Linked DNA regions of Mus musculus: regions 1, 2 and 3 are each linked to region 4. Evidence: chromatin loops called from intact Hi-C (ENCODE). Cell type or tissue: heart. All regions are shown on one strand.

What was found. Hi-C counts contacts between places; a loop is a spot of excess contacts. Peaks named below come from ENCODE experiments on the same cell type or tissue, not always from the same donor. Only the 100,000 strongest peaks of a DNase experiment are listed, where the experiment ranks them.
Region 1: a loop joins it to region 4, with 4 times the contacts of the local background. A loop is called at or near these places in 6 of 42 quality-filtered maps.
Region 2: it touches region 4 in a loop (2.6-fold over the local background); 2 of 42 quality-filtered maps call a loop at or near these places.
Region 3: a loop joins it to region 4, with 5 times the contacts of the local background. A loop is called at or near these places in 7 of 42 quality-filtered maps.

The regions. Positions count from the first base shown.
Region 1 is chr11:17,457,511-17,462,510 of GRCm38, reverse strand. No RefSeq gene overlaps it. Among named protein-coding and RNA genes, the nearest start is that of Gm31268, 140 kb to the right of the region's middle. In heart, a CTCF peak has its summit at 2,420 (motif pointing left); no DNase peak of the experiment used is centred here; H3K4me3 peaks cover 524 bases; H3K27ac peaks cover 964 bases.
Region 2 is chr11:17,950,872-17,955,871 of GRCm38, reverse strand. Etaa1 (Ewing tumor-associated antigen 1) reads left to right here and starts at 1,997. Exons shown (of 6, transcript NM_026576.4): 1 at 1,997-2,309; 2 at 3,169-3,294; 3 at 3,544-3,620. The coding sequence starts at 2,078. It overlaps Etaa1os (Ewing tumor-associated antigen 1, opposite strand), which reads right to left and starts at 1,902. Exons shown (of 3, transcript NR_131915.1): 1 at 1,787-1,902. In heart, a CTCF peak has its summit at 2,012; a DNase peak (open chromatin) is centred at 1,941; H3K4me3 peaks cover 1,976 bases; H3K27ac peaks cover 1,294 bases.
Region 3 is chr11:18,870,219-18,875,218 of GRCm38, reverse strand. It overlaps 8430419K02Rik (a long non-coding RNA gene), which reads left to right. Exons shown (of 4, transcript XR_003949854.1): 1 at 1-3,217. Among named protein-coding and RNA genes, the nearest start is that of 8430419K02Rik, 4.9 kb to the left of the region's middle. In heart, no CTCF peak of the experiment used is centred here; no DNase peak of the experiment used is centred here; H3K4me3 peaks cover 3,772 bases; H3K27ac peaks cover 3,433 bases; H3K27me3 peaks cover 526 bases.
Region 4 is chr11:17,277,275-17,282,274 of GRCm38, reverse strand. No RefSeq gene overlaps it. Among named protein-coding and RNA genes, the nearest start is that of C1d, 22 kb to the right of the region's middle. In heart, a CTCF peak has its summit at 2,217 (motif pointing left); no DNase peak of the experiment used is centred here.

The sequences.
Region 1 (5,000 bases), 180 kb before region 4:
GTAAAGCTATGAGAGAGTGACACTTGAGAACATGTAACCAGACAGACTTAATCACTGGAAGCAAGAACTAGAAAATCCTCAGAAATGAAGGAAGCAATTTTTCTCCCATCTCCATTTTGCTTTCTATGTGGAGGTCCTGCCTTCTCTTTCTCCTGTCATCTTCTCACTCCTCCAACACACCGCTCAATCTCAGTCCCGTTGGATGTGGCAGGAGTGAGGGAGTCGCATGACCAAGCACAGGGGTTAATTCATAGGTTTCGGTAATCTGTTGGCCTGGGCAGATTTCTCAAAGTGTGTCTACCACATTAGCACAAATGATTGCAAGGTTCAGAAATGAATATAAATTACGCATTAGCCCACAAGTAAGTACATCTTATACAAGACAAAACCATAGCAATTAGCAATGTGCTACAAAATGAAACACTCTTGTCTGTAATAATAAAAATAGGTTGAATTTGGCATACTCTCCTAAGGTCTCAGAGAGACAGTATCCGAGAACCACTTTTACACATAGATGAAATGCTTATGTGAAGGTGTTTAAAGAAGGACATGTGAGTGGTGGGATTGTTCTAGACAGACAGAAAGGGCAAAGAGGAAGTGAAAGCTAAGAAGACTACACTGTAGTGAGTGGTTGCAGTTAGAAAAGCAGTTTGTTTTCAAGTCCTTCTGGGAAACCATATGATATTGTGTGTTAAAAATCCCTAAGTATTAATAACTTTGTGGTTATCCCAATTAATATTTCTCCAAGAAAGAAATTGTGCTGTGAAAGCAATCATAAGCATCCCATGTTGCCTGAAAGAAAAAGGCAGACATGTGAATTATAGTACATCTACTTGGAAAGTTGTACATCCGTGGAAACAATGTTATAATATTGGTTATGTTATTATAACATTGTAATAATATTAGTTGTATATTATACATAGTTATAATAATGAAAAATGATTATTATAAATATTAGATGGTAGTCTGAGGAAATGCACATGAAAAAAATCCAAGCCTTCCAAAAGTAAGTTATAAAATTATGCATGTGCTATAACCAAAGTCATATTATACATATATTATAGTCAAGCTTTTGTTTCTGAAAGTTGCAAATGATGATTCCGTACAGCTGAGGATACCTGTATGAAAGAATCTCTACAGACTTCCTACGATGCGCAGTAGTATTTAATTTTTTGTTTTCATTTACATGCAACTGTTGTTTCAGCTCTTCAGCTTTCAGTCTTTCCCTAGAATGTGTCTTTTACGGGAGAAACGCAGCTTCCAGTAAGAGGCTGAAATTCCCGCCTTCCGGGAAAACCCGCAGAAACCCAAGCTCCCGGCGCTCAGTGGTGCTTCCTGGTTTCCACCCTCTGCCTCTAAGGCCATTGTGCTTGAAACTTGTTGGAGTGAAAGGAATTCCCGGAAGCCCCAAGTCAACGAAGAAAGAAGCCAGATCGCAGTAGCAGATGGTTCATCTTACAGCTTTCATTTATTTTCTTTACGTGCCAGGAGGGGGTTACATTATCGACTGGGAGGGTGACCACACCTCTCTTCTTTAGAAAATGCCTGCTTGGCACCGTGGCATTCACCCAAGAAAAGTGTCACATTCTTTTGTCCCAGAGGTCCAGAGAAAGCTCTATCAGGCGGTTTTTGTTTTTGTTGTTGGTTTAAAAAAAAAAAAAAAAAAAAAAAAAACAGTATAATTACCATAAAGAAACCCTTCTGTCTCAAAAACACAAGCTTCCCATACATGGTAAGATGAACTAGACGTTATTTCTCTGCACAGCAAAAAAAAAAAAAAAAAAAAAAAAACCTTTTGGCCCACCCTACAAGCCATTTATGGGTTTGATTAAGGCCCACGGGTGTCTCTAACTTATTTATTTAGGAAACACTGTTATTGTCTTAATGTAAACCCAGTTCAGGATCAGTTGACAGTTGGAAAGCTGCGGCAGAGGGTTTTCAAAGGCGCCTCCTTGGAAAGGGGCTCTCCATTCAGCTCCAGTTTCTGAGTCGTACTGCCAGCTCTGCTCAGAAAATAAACAAATGTTTGTTTTACAACATGGCAAAGGGGGCTCCCATTCATCGTGGGCCAGATATGAAAACAAACTTCCACGTATAAGGGCTTTTGATACACATGACTTACTTGGATGACAAGAGGCTCACTGGGGAGTGCTTAAAGCTTATTAATATTGCACAAAAGACTTTTGTTTATCATTTCCCTGGACTGCCTGGGAATCACAGATTCAAGCCGCCACCCGGCTGGTGTCCTAGCATTTTAGCTGCCTTTAACGTGTGCAGATTGTGAAAGTACTGCTGGTTTGGAGCCAAACACAAACTCTCCACCAAGCCAGGTGAAAGAACTCAGAACTGCAGGGTTCTAAGAACCAAGGTTGGGATTGAAATTAAAGAGAGAGCAGAGGGGAGAGAGCTCCCTCTACAGGTAAAAAACTAGATGCCTTGCATCTACCTGCTTGGAAACCAGTAACTTCCAGAAAATTTGGAATCCATGGCCTGTCTAAAGAGACATTTCACCTCCTATTTAAACAGTCTACGCCTACAAGCTCTACTCTTCAGACAATGATCATAATGAAAAATCCTCTCTTGAGGCATCTGTTTACTAGGAAGGTGTGCAATGAGGTATAACCGATGTCATCTCCACCTCCCCTGTAATCTAGTAACCACAAGCTACTTGTGGCTGTGCTTAAATAATGCTGGATCGATGGATACAAAAGCAAAGAGTTTAAGGGGAGGATTGTGCTGTGAAGGGTGCAAATTAGCTTTTTTTATACCTATTACATACTTAGAAGATATTTGTAATAATTGGATTAAATTTAAAAATAATTAAATCAATTTCACCTGTAGTTTTTTCCCCCATGTTTTTAATATGACTACCAAAAAATAAAATTACTTATTCATCATCTATTTCTATAAGTGTTGGCCTAGATAATTAGGGTATAGTATCATATCAGAGCTAAAGCCTGTGGGATCTTTGATTTGTGCTAGTTTAGTTGATTCCTTTTTTCTGGTGCTGGGGTTATAACCCCGAGTCAGGAAAGTGTTCAACCACTGAGCCACAGCCACAGCCACAGCCACAGCCACAGCTCACTCACATTCTCTTGCCTTAAACATGCCCTTTCCACCCACAAACTGAATTTCTGAAAGCTAAAAGGATTTTTTAAAAAGTTTTAATGCAAACATCTCTATTTAAAGTCTTATCAAAACATGAGCAAACTTGCAGTCTGTGTGTGCTGAGAAGTGTCATAAGAAAGGGCATATTTTCTCTCTATAGTTCCGATTCTCGCGGCCATGCCCTTTGCTTTTTAATTGCAAGTTACTCCAAGAGAAAGAAATTCCTTCTACTAGAATAGACTTGAAGAATTGCTTTCAGGTCACTAGACAGTAGATATTTGCTTCCTCCCTTTTTTAGCTGGCAGCCTTACCCACCTACCTAGTCAGTCTCCTTTGTGAGTGATCATTAAGATTTGTGAGATAAGCAGGATTATACGAGAAATATGTGCCTTTAGGGTTAGCCTACCTAACTCTCCACTATTAAGACCAATAGGCAACATAGCCACCTTAATTATTCCTTCGAAGAATTCTTAAAATTGTTAGTCTCCTGCTACTTCTCTTCGCTCTCCTCCTGCTCTCCTGCTTTTCACCCCTCTTCCTCCTCCACCCCCTCCTTCCTTTGCATTAGTTATGTGCCTTTTCATCTGCTAGGTAAAGAAAGAAATCTCTTTAGAATGTTTTCTATATAGATGGTATTTCATCTATTCTTTAAAACACACAAAACTTTTATAACAAAAAAAAAATAAAACAAGCAAAAAAAAAACTGTGACTACATTTGTTTATTTCCCAAAATTTATGTGTTGCATCTTAAGTGCCCATGTGAGCTGTCCTTATTTCTGGTATGAAGAGAGAAATTAGTAAAGCAGACAACAAATTTGCTCATATACAAAAGCTACATAAGCAATGAACTTCAAATGAGTAGTCTGTTTTGTGCTCCTAGAATCTTACCAACTAGTGCATTCTTTCCTGAAAGGCAATGCCAATCATTGGCAAAGGGCATGAAATAATGATATTAGGGCGAGAATTGCCCTCCACCCTACTTTATGAAGACAACCTAATGGTACCAGGAACTACCTTGGTAAACATGTTCAGATTCACCCTTCCAATGCTGCACCCACAGACCTACCCGTAAGCAGATTAGCAACATCTCTATTCAGCTTCCCTTGGCACACTGCCTCAAGTTAATGCTATTTATTTCACTTTACAAAATGTACAAAATATCTCTGAATGACACTGAAGACACAGCAAGGTAGTGATGATGCGATTATTTCTGAAACATCTCCTGTAATTTAGTCTTAAATTTTTATCAAAAGGTTACACAGTTCCATATACTACACTGATGAAGAACACAGGCAGCGTGAGCCAAGAACGTGGTTCATGTCTTTTGAACCTCTTTCATCACAGGAATCAACCAAAGGGACTTGAGATGAGCAAAGCAGATTGCAGCCACCATTTTGATATTACAGATGAAACCGCTGGTGTAAACTCCAATGAATAAGCGCTTTAGTTATAAACTGGAATGAACGTGGGCTTCTACTGAATAGCTACATAGAGCAAAAACTGAACCAATAATGAAGCCCCTCATCCTTTTGCCAAAGAAAGTAAAGAGGGGCTGCAGTTCCACCAATTGAGCCGTGTGTCTGGGCTGCAGTGCTCAGAGGCCACTATCGCAGGACAGGATATTCACTGAAGGTATTCACTGGATGCTTTTCCATCTGACCTTATTATTCTGGTATGGCTGCCAGCACCTTATAATCCCAGCACTGTATTCACCAGCAATTCTGCTGCTCATTAGCAGAAGCTGAGTCCAACTTCACTCTTGTAGGGGCTTGTGAATCAGCACGGACCAGCAGACAGTATTTCCAGGATCTAGCTGCAAAGAAACAAGGGCGGTACTCACGGGGTGGAAGGTATTTGTAGCAGTTAAAGTCTGCATTCATGTGCTGTGAGTA
Region 2 (5,000 bases), 670 kb before region 4:
TTTCTGCCTCTTGTGTCTTTATTGGCATAAATATATTTTTTCTGTCATGATGACAGTATACATAATTTTATAAAATAAAAACTATTTTACAATTAAAAATAGAACCAATTTGATTTGATTTAGGGATATGGATTGAGACAAAGTCACCTCATTTTTTTCCATGTGTGATTCATATCGATGTAAATTATATATAATCCATATATATAATACACATATAAATGTACTTTTTCAGTTATCATTTGTATTTTCTGAGATAAGATCACTCAATATAACCCAGGTGGCCTCAAACTCTCAATCCTCCTGCTTCTGCCCTCTGCATGCTGGGAGGATTGCACATATGAGCTACCATTCCATCTGGCTATACTGTTTATCTCCCATAGTCCTTCCTCATTATTTAAATGGCTTTTATTTGTATTATACAAAGCCTGTACTTAGGTGTAAGTCAGTGCTTCCACCTAAGCACTTTATCTGTCCCATCCATTTATTTGTCTGTCCCTTCACCGCTAGAACATTGTTGTAAGTCTTAACCACTCTCCTGACATTTGGGTGAGATTCAGCTTCATTATGCTTCAAGAGATCAAGAAATTTCTTGTCTCTTTTTCCTTTTTCATTCCATGTCTTAGAGTAAAGGTATCCTCCCTTTGCACAGGCATGTGCCTCCCGCTCTGAGACTAAGGGCATCAGCACTGACTATACACCAGTTTGGGAAGAATTGACTCTTTAACAGTAGTGAGTGACACAGACCACAAACACAGCATAGCCCTTTTTATTTTGGCCTTCAATTTATTTCTAAGGTGTTTTATAGTTCTCTCTGTAGAGTTGGCACTCTTTTGTTTTACTATTTATCGCAAATCATATTCTTTAAAAACTTAGAATTTGGTTTATTACTAATCTATTAAAGCACAATTAACCTCCGAGTTTCACTTTATTTGGGGCATGGAAGAAGGCACAACTACGCTGATGATTCTGTTCAGGACCTAGACCTGTGGTCCTAGCACTGACAAGCTTGAGACAGGAAGACCAGGAGTTCACAGCGAGACTGCATTAAATAAGGAGGCAGGGCACACATAAGACACTGTCTGAAAAACAAAAAGACAGACACACTTCATGATAAGGAAACTGGAGTGTTACAGATATAAAACCAAATAATCTTTATGGCTATCTTTAGTGCCCTAAGTAGCCATTAAGGACCCAGCTGTCAGGATTGGCATCCTGAAGGCTAGCAGGTAAAAACTTTGGAATGCACTGTTACCAGATCACTAACTTCCATCAACGAAAGGATGGGTCTCATAAATTATATCCTTACCTAAAGCCTATGGACGAATCATCTCCTGCTTTGCTGTAACCCACCTACTACCTGTTGTCCCCAACAAAGCGCCTGGCAAATGCTTTGTTTTTTGTTCTGTGACTGTTAAAGTCTGTGCGATTGCTTTTATATTGAAACATGTTTTTAGGCCAACCTGAATCAATGCTCCCTGGCCATGGAAATTATTACTTGATTCAAAATAAACACTATTTTATTCCTACTAAGATGACAGCTCTGTTTTGCATGTACAGTTTCCAGCGACTGTTAGTTTATTAAATTAATACGTTTTCCTACATTTTGGAGCTACGCACATAACAGAACATCTATGAACTATTGCGTTTATTACCTCCTAAACTATAGTCTTTATTTTCTCATATTATCGAATAACACACCATCATTTGAATCTTAGAAATAATCAATTAAATTTTAAATTCAATAAGAATCTGTCATTGTATATGAACTCTTTACTGTCTCACATACCAAGTTCCTGTCACAGATCCAGAAAAGGGTCCTGCAGTTCCTGCTAAGTTGGACGAGTCTGATGGTAGACCTCAGAAAACTCCTGTTTCCTCAGCCCTGGCCGCAGCCTTCTAACCCCGCCCCTCACACTGACGCAGCCAATCCGCACCATGCGTAGTAACCCGCCCCTAGACGGAGGCAGCCAATTAGAAGCAGCGTATTTTGCGCGCCCGACTTGCAAAGATGGCGCTGCACGGTGGCGCGCGGGCTCTCTGTCGAGCAGTTGCCCTGCTCCGCTGTAGCAAAATGTGAATGCAGCTGAAGGACGGTGGCACGGGAATGAGTCGGCGAAGGAAGCATGCGGACAGCCCTGCCCGGAGGAGCACGCCGCACAGGGCGGCTGCTAAGAACTGCCGCCCGGCGGCAGAGCCGTGGCTGCGGGAGTCCAGGGCGGCCTGCAGCTCCCAGCTCCGCCGGGCGGGAACGCGGTCTGCGCGGCGGGCGCAGCGGCAGGCAGCGGCTGACGGCGGGCGCAGTCCCCGGGGTGAGGAGAGGGCGGGGAGCGGAGCCTGGCGGTGCAGACCGGGCGGGAGGCCTGGGGCTGCAGAGCCGAGTCCGGTAAACCGGGCCTTTTCTGAACGTCTGGTTGTGGGCGGGGCCTGTGCCGTGGACTGTGTTCCGGAAACTGGGCACCTACGCTGGTTGTTGTTGTTTTCCTCGCTGTTTTGTTTTGCAAAAAGGGCCACCTCAGAAACCGTAGTGTGCTCCCGGAACTTGCTAGGTGTAACATCCGGTTAGCCCAGCAAACCGATGGCGCGTTCATTTCTGTAAACTTGGAGTTAAGAGATATCTATCCCAATAAGGACCAAACTCATAACCTCTATCCTAGGGTGTGTCCGTAAAATACAATGTCTGTTACCTTGCTTGTTTCTGCTATGAATAAAACGAGGCTGGGAAAGAAAAATAACATTGTAAACCTTCAAGTGATTCTAGACAGAGCTTCCCTAGAAACAAATCACTATTGGTTTTGGGGTGTATGGAGTAAAAAAAAAATTGGGTCGAGTTTACAGGAGGGGCCTTGTGAGAGTTTAGCTTGGCTTTCTGTTTGGATGCATTTCCTGTACATCTGCTGACGTCATGGAGGTACCTAAAGCCTGGTGATAGTAATTCAGTGATCAGATGGTATCATTCCTGGGCCTATGGAATTTTCAAAGAACACTTCCTAACTACAGTGCTAAACTTATGAAGTATTAAGATATTATTTTCATTGAAACATTTCTATTGTGGTTAAAGTAACTGTCTTTAGGAGACAAGCTTTGTATTGGACATGAAAATTAATTGTTTGACTTTAGCTTTTATGAAGTAACGTAACACTTAGAAGCAATGATTGTCATCTTATGCAGGAAAGGAGACGCCAGTACAAATCGTGAAAATGGATTTATTATCCTGTACCTTCAGTTCTCCAAATGATCCAGATGGACAAACTGATATCTTCTGGGATCAAAATTCTCCAATGACAAAGCAGTTAGGTAATCTGTTGTTATTTTTATGTGGGTAGGTGCTTGAAGAATTATTGTCGGTAAAATTTTAGTCTGGTAACATCATAATACAACGGTTTTGGGTTTTTTGTTTTGTTTTTTAGAACCTCATGTGTGATTTTTCTGTCTGATTCTAGGGTGGAGTCATTAAGTTGTACTGATTACAATTGTTTCCTAAAAAGTGACAACTGATTTTAGAATTCTTGGTCTAAAATTCATAGAAATGTCTTGTTTCTTTAGGTAAAGGAAGAAAAAAGCAGATTTCCAGTGCATACAGTGATGAGATTTCACATATTGTTAACCGTATTGCTCCTCAGGTAAGTATGGCAAATCTCATAGTTTATCAAACAGCAAAGATTGTATGTGGTGTACTTGCGTGGTTCTTTCATATGTAAAGTAACATGTTTATAGAGCAACCAAGGTTACATTTGGCTTTTCTGACTGCATGCCTTGAAAAAAGGAACAAACTGTAGAATGTGCAATATGGTCATATATCATAATCCATGGGAGATGGTTTCATGACCCCTTTGGATAACCAAATCTCCTGATTGTGAAGTTCTTTGCATAAAGTGGTGTGGTTTTGTATGGTACCCTGTGTGTGGCTGTCTCTCCTTTTCTTCATTTATTCTTTCATTCATGTGATAATGCTGAAACTCAAACTTGGGGACTCACTTTTACTGGGCCTGTGCTCTGCCACAAAGCTAGCCTCCATTCCTTCCCAATTGTTTAAGTCATCTCTAGGTTATTTATTCCTTAAATAATGTAGTTAGTTGCTATGGTGTACTGAAGTTTTTATTGTTTGTGCTTTATTGATTAGTGTCAGTCATAAGTGCCACAGTAGAGAGAGAAGCTCACCAAGGTGCTAAATCTTCATTTTCGAAAGAGCAGAGGGGTTCAGCTTTCTTGGGAAAGACTGACACCCAGCTAGCTCACTCCAGTTACTTTATTCAAACATTATGCAAGGTTAATTGGGGCTGGGAAAGGTTCCAGCTGCCTGTGGCAGACAGCCCACTCAGATCTCCATCCCTTTTGGCCACAGCCAGCCATAATCAAAAGTAAGAACTCAAGATGTGCCAGGAGTGTCTTAGGACCAAGGTTGGTGTAGCTGCCAGCAAGCTCACAATGAGCAGACTCACTAGCGAGACATTTCTTCCAGGTTTCAGCAGACTCAAAACAGTTTCTCAGCCTTTACTGATTGACCAAAACATGGCAGAGGCTTTGCTGAAGCGTTTCACTCTGAGCCAGACACAAGGGCTTTACTGTGCATATCTCTACCGTGCTTCTTCATTGTCCGTAGTAAAAAGTTTCCCTCTTGCAGTTTCTTTTCTTAGTATTCTTAACGACTTAGAAAATCATCCAGGAACACTGTAAAATCAGGGAGGTCGCTGGATTTAGATGTAGCCCTTATGAAGCCTCTTGTGCTGTGACACCTAGGGAGTCCGTTAAATGTTCCTAACCCAATCCACTCAACCATAAAGTAGAATTATTACCAGCTTTGCTTTCTTCAGTGGATTATTAGGATTAAGGTGCATAAAATCTTAATGCTAATGGTGATTTACTTATTTTAGGTTTTTTTTTTCTTTAGTTTTTGTGCCCCTTGAGTGAAGAAGTTTCAATCATTTATCACAAAAGAGTCCAGTAACTGATTCCTTTTATTAGTCCTGAGTTTCTTTTCTGTCTTTTTCTTACTTATTTTT
Region 3 (5,000 bases), 1.6 Mb before region 4:
CAAAGACCCCAAGTAACCGGCTCCTACCACTGCTGCCTCCCGGCTCAGAGCAGAGACCAGACACTAGCAAAGTCCCTTTTCTGGCAGATCCGTGAGGCGCCACTGTGCCCCTGGAGACTCAGTTTCTTCTGGGGGGTGCGGGGAGGGAGGTGGGTGGGTGGTAAACAGCGTGTGCAAATCAAATCCGATTTTTGAGACGTGCATTTTCAGGTGTTCTAAAATGCGAATGGCAAGGTTTGTGTGCCCGTCTAGTGGGGGTGGACTAAGGGGAGGAGTCTCCCACTGCTTGCTTCAGTCTTTAATGTCTGAAATAACGAAATGTCTGTGTGGCAGCTGCTGCTAGAGCCAAAACTAACTCTTTGGAAGACGGAAAAGAGTGAAAGGCAAAGAAAGACTGTTCATTTTATTTTTTCCTTTGGTGCCTTTTGGGATGTCATCTGTTTCCTTGGCGACTGTGTTCAGCCCCCGGAGCCCCTGGGCTCCAGGATTGTTAGGGGGGGAAGCATGCTATTTCTGCACCGTCATTTATCACTGTCACAGCATAATGATTCCCCTTGCAGCCCCTTATTGATGTTTGTAATTGCATTATCTCATAAAGGAAGATGATCAATGAAACCAAGCCGTGCATTCTGGGGTCAGAGGAAGCCAAAGTACTGTTTGTCCCCTTTAATACAACAAGTACTCATTATCTTTAGGTCTGCATTCGAAAAATGATCTGATCTGGGGCTGACCCTGCCGGACATCCCAACACTTTCTAAAACGCGGTTTGTGTAACCTTTTGCTTAAATGCTAAATCAAGTACCTGTCTTGCATTTCAACGAAAGGAATGCTGAAAGAGAATGAGAAAAGCATCTCTTCCTTTTTTTCCCCCTCTCCGCCTGTATTTTGTTTTGTTTTTCCCCGGGGCGGGAGACGCATGATCTTCCCCAAGACCCGTGAGATTTTCCACTGTAACTCCTAAGAGCTGTACTGTAGGAAAGGCCCCATCAAAAAGGGATCTAATGAATGAGAGGAATTGGGAGTGAAGGGAAGCGAAGCCGCCAGAAGCTTCGAACAAGGTCGGTATAAAAAGTGCAGAATAAAACCACATCCGGTTTAATTAATAAGAGCAATAAACTGAAATAATTCCCCATGATTCTGTGCTTGCTTCTGCCTTTTACAGAGCTACAACTCTCCTCTTTAGATAAATGATGTGTGTGTCTGTTTGATTCTCAACAGTAACCAAATCAGTGGCATACTCTGTTTCCAAACCCACCTACAAACTTTAGCAAATAAAAAAGTTCATTTGTCCATTAAGGCAGTATTTAGTTGAGTAGCAATGTCCCACTAATACTGAATGGAGTACATGTAATCCCATGAAAATCAAGTCATCTCGTTGTACTGGAGTAAATAAAAAAAAATACAAAGGAGAAAAGATCCAAGTGTAATTTCAAACTAAATGCATTATTGGGCTGTCAGAGTGAAAACCTGATTGTTTGGGGTGGAAAGGAGAATATCAACTCAGCTCACATTTAACTTAAAGGTTCGAGGAAGGAGGTGTGAGCTCTAGATTTGGTTGTTCTTGTAATTTGTAGGAAGAGGAGAGGCTTAGACAACTCTAAATCGTTTAACGACAGAGTTAAGGGGAAAAAAGCTTATTCTTAAGCATTTCTATGCTGAAATGGAGTGCCCTCTCTTATGTTAATAAGATCACCAAAATAAATAAATAAATAACTAGGAAGGGAGGGAGGGAGAAAATAGGAAAAGAACAGAAAGAATAAATGTTTTCTTTTTTTTTTAAAGTGGTAAAACTCTAAATTAAGAAGTTAATGTTCTAAATGAAAAACCAAAATGGAAAACTTTCAGCATAGTTAACAAAAAGAATACTTAAAGTTTGTTTGAATAACCTGACACCTTGACATACAAGCTTACACTGAATGATCATAAAACAGAGAGATAAGATATCCCTTCGTGGAAAAAATATAACATTATTAAGCTAAAAAAGTTTTAATGTATTGTCCACCAAATTTTTCTTCCCAAGAAGAAACATTTATAAAATATTACCCAGAAATTGTCCAGGTACTTTGAAATGGGGTTCTGTGTTATTTATATATTCTGGCATTTTCCTGCCTTGAAAATGCTCACACTGAAATGGATGCGGAAGCCACACATATCTTTAGAATAAATTGTGCATTGTTAACATAAAATATTAAAGGAAAATAAACTTTGGGCTGTGGAGAGAGGATTTTTAGCACAAATACTTTGATTTTCAAAACACACAAGTGAAACCTCTTGGTTTTTAAACAATTGTTTCAAGGGTTTCTCTTTCTGGGTTGGGCATGTGGCATTATGCACATTTTCTATGTTTAATATTTAGTGTTATAGCTCACGGTTAAAATAATGAAAAATTAGTCTCGTTTCAGAAATTATTTATTTATGGACTGAACATGATTAAAACATAAACACACAAACTGCAGCTGCAACAGAAAAACCTTGATTTACGGTTATTAAATCTTTGGTGGCCGCGTTAATGTTTCTTTTTCTACCTTTCATTTGCATTTTAATCTATCGAATCTTTACAATTTTGCTGCTTCCTATTTCAATGATTGATTACAGATCTGATATAAGGGAGAGAGACACACAAAACAAGGTTAGCTTTTCTTCTTCCTTTCCGCGCTTTCTTTTTCTCCACCCCCCTCCCCCGCCCCCCCTTCCCCAGGCTGAATTTCGGAAACTTTCTCTCAATGCTAATGTAGACAGAACAAATTAATTCTGCTCTTTTAAATGTCAGGGGTATAAATAAAAAATGTTTTCTACCCCAAACGTGAATATTTTCCCAGACGATTTTCGAGTTCTAAAAGATCACCCCAGCAAAACGCAATTAACAAGGATGGACACATCACACCACACACACACACACACACACACACACACACACACACACACACACACACACACACACACACACACACACACAGAACCTGGATTAAAGAAAGGTGAGAAGTTCACCATCTTTTCAGTCTCTCTCTCTCTCTCTCTCTCTCTCTCTCTCTCTCTCTCTCTCTCTCTCTCTCTCTCTCTCTCTCTCTTTCTCTCTCCCTCTCTCTCTCCATGGGTTCTGTTTTTATCAGTGATCTAAGTCTCACACATAGGAACCTTGTTAGGTGGGGGGTTAGCTGTTTGAACCTGCTGCTGTCGAGGGACCTACAGTGTTGAGACAAAAGGGAAAGTCACGCAGGTTCGTCTCCTTTCTTTCCTCCCCATGCGGTAACTGTCCATTTGCCTCTAATCTCCCGCTCCCGCACCCTCCTCACAGGACACCCCAGCTCCGAGGGACGCTCGAAGTCCTTTCCTCCCGGTGCGCGTCACTTTTGGAGCTGCAGGGAGAACAAGTATGATTGTGCTTTGAAAAAGCGCCGGCGGGTCGGTGGCTCAGCTCCTTGCCCCCAGGGTGGAGGGCTCCTGGGGCTATTCGGGGCTCGGGCGAGGACTGGACTTGGCCTCACGCGCGGCGGCGAGTAGCTGCTAGGTCTGCGACCGAGAAACCAGCACGAGTTCCCAGGGAGCTCAGGTGTGAACGCAGCCAGCAGTCGAGGGGAACGCCCCTCCTATGCCCTGTGTCTCCCCCCCCCCCACCCCACTTCCCGCCCAAGCCTAGGTGCAGGACTAGGGGTGTCGCGGGTGCCGGGGAAGCGCGGTGTGGCGAGGTCCGATTTCCCAGGACTGCCCAGGCTGCCGGCGTTCGTGTCCACGCGTGGCGCACTGTGCCTGCGTGGAGCGCCAGCCAGAAAGTGGAAAGAGTGGGATCCCCAAGATCAGCCACCCCATACGGGAGAATTACTCTGGGCAAACTCCCCTTTTGCCTGGTACTGTATTTGCTCGCTGCGACCGAACTTGAGTGCATCCTTCCTCCCAGAGCCCCCATGGGTGGCTGCGACCCGGGGAGGGCGGGGATGTCTCCTTAATGGGACGCACAACGTAATTAAAATAAGAGAGGGGAAAAGAAAAGGATATTTGATCCGGCCTGGCCGACTCTTTGTGCTGAAGCAGATTAAGCAGCCGGGAATAGGAAAAACAGCAAGTCTTAGACAGGAAAAATTATTGTGTTCACGAAATATAAAAATGATCCGAGAGAGCTTCACCCTCAAGGGGTGAAGATAGATCCTTGTAAAAGAGTGAAAAGACAAGACTGGAAGATTTAAAGGGAAGGAAGCGACAGATTATTAAGAAAGTAATAGTAAGGTGTCCCACACAGTACAGTTTTATTGTTGGGTAGTAACTACCCGACTTATTTATTGCTGGGGCCATATAATAGAGGTAATGACCGCAAACTCAAGATAAATTCTTAGGCGCCCCGCCGGTCAATTCTTTTTTATTTAGGGGAGAGAGCCTGAAAGGTGAGCGTCGTCGCCTCCCCTCCTAGAAGATCCGTCTTGCTTTCTACTGCATTATAAGCATGACATGCAAATAAATAAACGCCGCCGGCTTTGCGTGGGGAGGCCTGCAGGATTTATTCTAGACGAAGGAGGAACATACACGGAATATGAATTTCCGCAGGAGCTTCGGAGTGATTCCTTCTCGCTTGCTTTCCGCCGCCCTCTGCTCTTGGTTTCCCTCCCTTCCCGTGGGAGCAGAGAGTCCCCAGATAAAAACATTAATATGTCATGTCTCAACTCCTTATTCCTTGACATATATGTCTGGGAGGAATAGGGGGTATTGCAGAATGCAAAGTGGGTCCCCAAAGCAGGATGCTTAGAGGGATTGAGTTTGACAAAAGAGAAGGTGGCTCGTAATTACAATGTACAGTGGAAGGAAATGGTATCAGGAGTATGCTGGTGTCATTTTGAAATATTCAAAATGGTCCGGAAGTTTGCAGTCCTGAATGTGGGGCAGGCCTTCATCAGCTGCATCTCTCTAAGGGAGTCTCCTGACTCTTTGGGACTTGCTCATCCTCCTTGGATTCTTTTCCCTGAATCCAGTCAAATACTCCTAAGGGAAGGCCTTAGCCGCTGAGCTCAGGT
Region 4 (5,000 bases):
TGTATGTGCATGTATGTGTGCATGTGTGTATGTGCATGTGTGTTTGTGCACGTGTGTATGTGCATGTGTGTATGTGCACATGTGTATATGCATGTTTGTGTGCATGTGTTTGTGCATGTGTGCATGTACACGTGAGTATGTGCATGTGTGTATGCATAAGTGAATGTTTGTATTCACATATGTATATGCACTTGTGTGTAATATGTGTGCACATGTGTGCATGTACATATGTATAAATATTATTCAGCTCTAAAGAAAAATATAACCACAAAATAAGCAGGAGATAGAATGACATAAAAAGTAAGTGACAGCCGGGCAGTGGTGGCACACGCCTTTAATCCCAGCATTTGGGAGGCAGAGGCAGGCGGATTTCTGAGTTTGAGACCAGCCTGGTCTACAAAGTGAGTTCCAGGACAGCCAAGACTACACAGAGAAACCCTGTCTTGAAAAAAACAAAAACAAACAAACAAACAAACAAAGTAAGTCTCAGAAAGAAAAACTGAATGTTCTCCTTCATATGTGAAATCTAGCCAGGTGTGTGTGTGTGTGTGTGTGTGTGTGTGTGAAATGTACACGTGGGCAAGGTATAAATGCAGAAAAGAGAACAAGAAAGGCTCCATATTAGAGGAATAAGAAGGACTGAATAAAAAATCCCTCAGCCATGTCAGAGGATATAAAGTTTTGCTACTTCTAACTCTACTGTAGACTGTTAGAGGTTGGGGTGGATACGATACAGTCAAGAGTGGAAGTCTGAGATCCTGCGTGATGCTTTAGAACGGCTACTCTGTGTAGAAGAGGCTCGCTGAGATGCGTTGACTCTGGGTTTGTTTAAAGTCAATATGTGATTTTTTTTTATTTGCAAGGTTTTTATTGCAATGTTCATTTAAAAACAAGGATTATCCTAAAGTGCAGTTGAAATTCTTGAGAGAATGGGAAGGCCTATTTTTATAGAGATTTCAATTGTCCAGAAAATAAAAAGCAATTTTTTAAATTTTGTATCTGACTGTAAATGATTACACATTCTTGAGGTTTCACAAACAACTTAGACAGAAAAAAGCTAAGCATTTGAAAATGTGTTGTAGAACCTTCAGGGACACACTGTGGTGATTAGTGTTGATTGGCAAGTAGACCGGGTCTAAATTTACCTAGGGAAACGGGCCTCTGGACGAGCCTGCAGGCAGGGGTGGGGGAGCGGTTGGGGGGGGGGGCATCTATAACGCAGAACTCAGAGTAAGCAGATCCACCTACTGACCTACTGAGGTTGGCACCATTTCCTGTCTGGGATCCGGACAATATAAGTAGAGAAAGGATCTGAGCAGCGGTGGCATTCATTCCCGTCCCCTCCTGCTTGTGGGTACCATGTGACCCGCTGCCTCAAGCTCCTGCAGCCATCATGTTTCCACCATGAAAGGCCTTAAACTGTGAGCCACAGGAAACCCCACCCCCCTTAAGTCACTGTCCTCAAAGTACTTTTTAACAGTAAGAGAAAAAGAAACCAACATGTACATATTACTCAAATCTGTCCGGGAAGTAACATTTTAAAGCAGATTCCTGTCTAGTAAGAAAATCATCAAACTCTATTTTTCTCAAAGTATGATGTTTAAAGTAAATTATAAAGAAAGGTAATTCCCTACCAATGTTCCTGGACGTTCAAACTCCCAGTTCACACGCCTTTACTGAACAACCTTTAGGGGTGGGGTGGGGAGGGCTATCTCACTTGCGTGTCATTTTCTTTACTACTATAAATATAAAAATCGATTTCATAGAAATCCTGGGGAATACTCATGGGAACTAACAGAAACTTCTTAAAGGAAAATTTTAGGTTATGGTTTGTATATTAATAAAATATAACTTTGATACTTAAGGTACCAAATATTCAATCAATATTTGTCTGGGTATTGTTTGTAACAGTTACGCGTTCTGTAATTTAATTTAATTTTGAGACACGGTGTTACATATGCAGGATGGCCTAGAACTCACTTTGTGGTGTATAGACCTTGACCCTCCTGTCTCTGCACCAGTTTTTTATACAGTGCTGGGTGTCAAACCCGAGGCTCATGATTTCAGACAAGCACTCTAGCAACTGAGATATATACCCAGTCCCATCAAGTTTTAATCACTTTTTTTTTCCTGTCTTCCATGAAATCCAAAAATAGTTTCTACTTCGTTTTTAAGAACACAGTGCAAAACAGGCAACCTGCGTTCTCTTGCTGCCACCTAGTGGTCGAGATTAGAAAGTGCAACCGTGATAAATCAGACGGGTGAGCATTACTGTGTAACTACATAAAAACGACTCATACACAGTCTTTTTTAAAAAAAAAAAAGACAAAAAAAAGAAAAAAATCCTTCTTTAATGTAAAAAAAACCCTTAATGAATAATTTCAATTTGATAATACTGCTTTGTATTGCTCGAAACGACCCTGTATGTTAAGTTCATTTGAACACAGAGAAACCTAGCTTCCTCCTTTCTGAGGCATAAAGTTGCTACTCAATAAACAGGAGCAGACAGTAAGCAGTAATAAACACTTATGTTCCCCAACTACATTGTTACTAGTTGTTCCATCAAATGATAATCACAAACAAATTAAATAGAAAACAGATTTGAAAGTATGAACTGTAGTCAATGACCTCAGGTTTTCTATAAACAGCTTGTTCTATATGACCAGCAGGAATGGGAACCATTAAGTCCAAGGAATGGATTAATTTCCTGAGAGAATGGTGACATTTGAGATAAGGTCTTTTGTGGTCCAGGTAGCCTTGAACTTGCTACATAATCAAAAACCCTGATCCTCCTGTCTCCACTTTTGGGATTACGGGTATCTGCCATGATTCGTTCTTGCTTCAGAAAGAATTACTTTGGTTTTGGTAGTGTTGTTGTTGTTGTTGTTTCGGTGGCAGTGGTGATGATGATGGTGGTGGTGGTGGTGGTGGTGGTGTGTGTGTGTGTGTGTGTGTGTGTGTGTGTGTATCACAGACAACCTTGGGTGTCAATCTTCATGCTGTTTGAGGCAGGATTTCTTTTCTTGTTTCCTGCTGCAGTGTTCCAGAGTCCCCAAGATTTTGAACTTCTCCCATCTCTACCTCCAATCTCACCATAAAAGAGCTAGGGCTACAGACACATACTCTATCTCCAACTTTATGAAGTTTCTGGGGGATTCAAACTCAAATCTTAGTTCTTGTGCAGCAAGAACTTCACCCACTGAGCCGTCCTCCTAGCCCGGAATGTCTTATGAGGAGTGTGAATGGATATGGTTTGCCTCCTGAATGGGTAAAGTTGCCTGAGCTGGAGAACAAAGTGTCAGACAGTTTTACAGTTGTTATTCTATTTCCTCCTTACTGATAACATAGCAAAGCACAGTACCAACAACGTGACATGGTGCCAATGATGCTTGGAGGTTAGTATATGCATGTAATTCTGGCACCATGGAGAACCAAGGTAATGCTACCTAGAGGGGATTTGAACCTGCAAGGCACCTTTGCTGAATCAGCAAATGGCTCCCCGGAGAGGCTCGGGTGTTCTCCACCAAGACTCTTTTACAGGTAGTTCATTAAAAAAGCTTAAGCCCGGGCTGGCGAGATGGCTCAGTGGTTAAGAGCGCCGACTGCTTTTCCGAAGGTCCAGAGTTCAAATCCCAGCAACCACATGGTGGCTCACAACCATCTGTAACGAAATCTGATGCCCTCTTCTGGAGTATCTGAGGACAGCTACAGTGTACTTACATATAATGAATAAATAAATCTAAAAAAAAAAAAAGCTTAAGCCCAGGACAGGAGTGGTGAGGGCAGCAGCTCCCTCATAGACTCCCATGCTGGTCTTACTCAGCATCATCTTAGACAACATCTGTCTATGTCTGTTACCTTACCTGTGAGTAGAAAATCGCTTCCACTTTAGCTGGTTTGTTGGACCACACGGGAGAGAATACAATGGCTAGTAAGAGGGATGTTTGTTAACCACTGCAAACCCACGTCCTCACACATGGGTGCCGATATGACAATAAGTCCGGAGGCTTTGATGGAGGCAAGCACAGGAATAGCTTAGGCACCTGGGACCCTAATGAGCTTGGGCTATACACACCACTTTCCTAATACACCTAGCAACCTCAGCCATGCATCTGCACATACAACTCATTTCCAACCCTGCAAAAAAGTCTCTTTTTCATTGCAACTCCCTAGTAACCCTCCTATTTAGAATTTAGAACATGCCCTGGAACATATCCAGAGACTGCAGACAGGAAGCCAACGTAGTCTGCACTGGATTTGGGTGTATGCACACAGTAAGGCAAACTGTGCTCTCTGAGTGGACTTTTAGAGAGCCCCGATTTACCACATTGTGCCTATGTATGGTATATGTGCACGGGAGTAGAAGCAGATGCATCATGTGAAAGGACACATACCATGAATGCAGCCTACATAACCAAGCCTGTCAATCAATCAAGAGAAGCATCCACACTCTGCCCCTTAGCTACCAACTCCTCCTGTGCCCCATAACAGGAAGCCCAAACAATAAGCAATGCTCTTAGGCACTCTGGCTCAAGCCATCTGCTGTTCTCTTACAGAGTCTCCTACACTGCCCCTTTAAATAAAATTCCTTAGTGCCTTGCTATTTGTATGGACTGTTTCAATTCTTTGCATAAGATGCCAAGAATTTGAAAACATCTCATCCAGACAGGACCACTGGCAACAGCTTTGAGCTGTGAGAAGACATGGGTGAAGTGTCAGTGCCTATTGGTAAATGAAAGTAGCCGATCTGAAAGTGTGACACACAAACCCCAGTGAACACATACAGAAGTCCCATTCAGAGCAAACGGTAGATGGAATGTGCCCTGTTCCATTGTAAGCCGTTTCTTAAACTTAATGACCTATACCTTAACTACAGATATCAATAAAAGAAAAGCACTGTGCCTGGGTCTCACCTGTGTCAATGACAACTGGATACCTGAGATAACATTTATTCTATTTTAGTCATTGTCTCATAAGAAAGAGAAAGAGTGCTCAAGTCG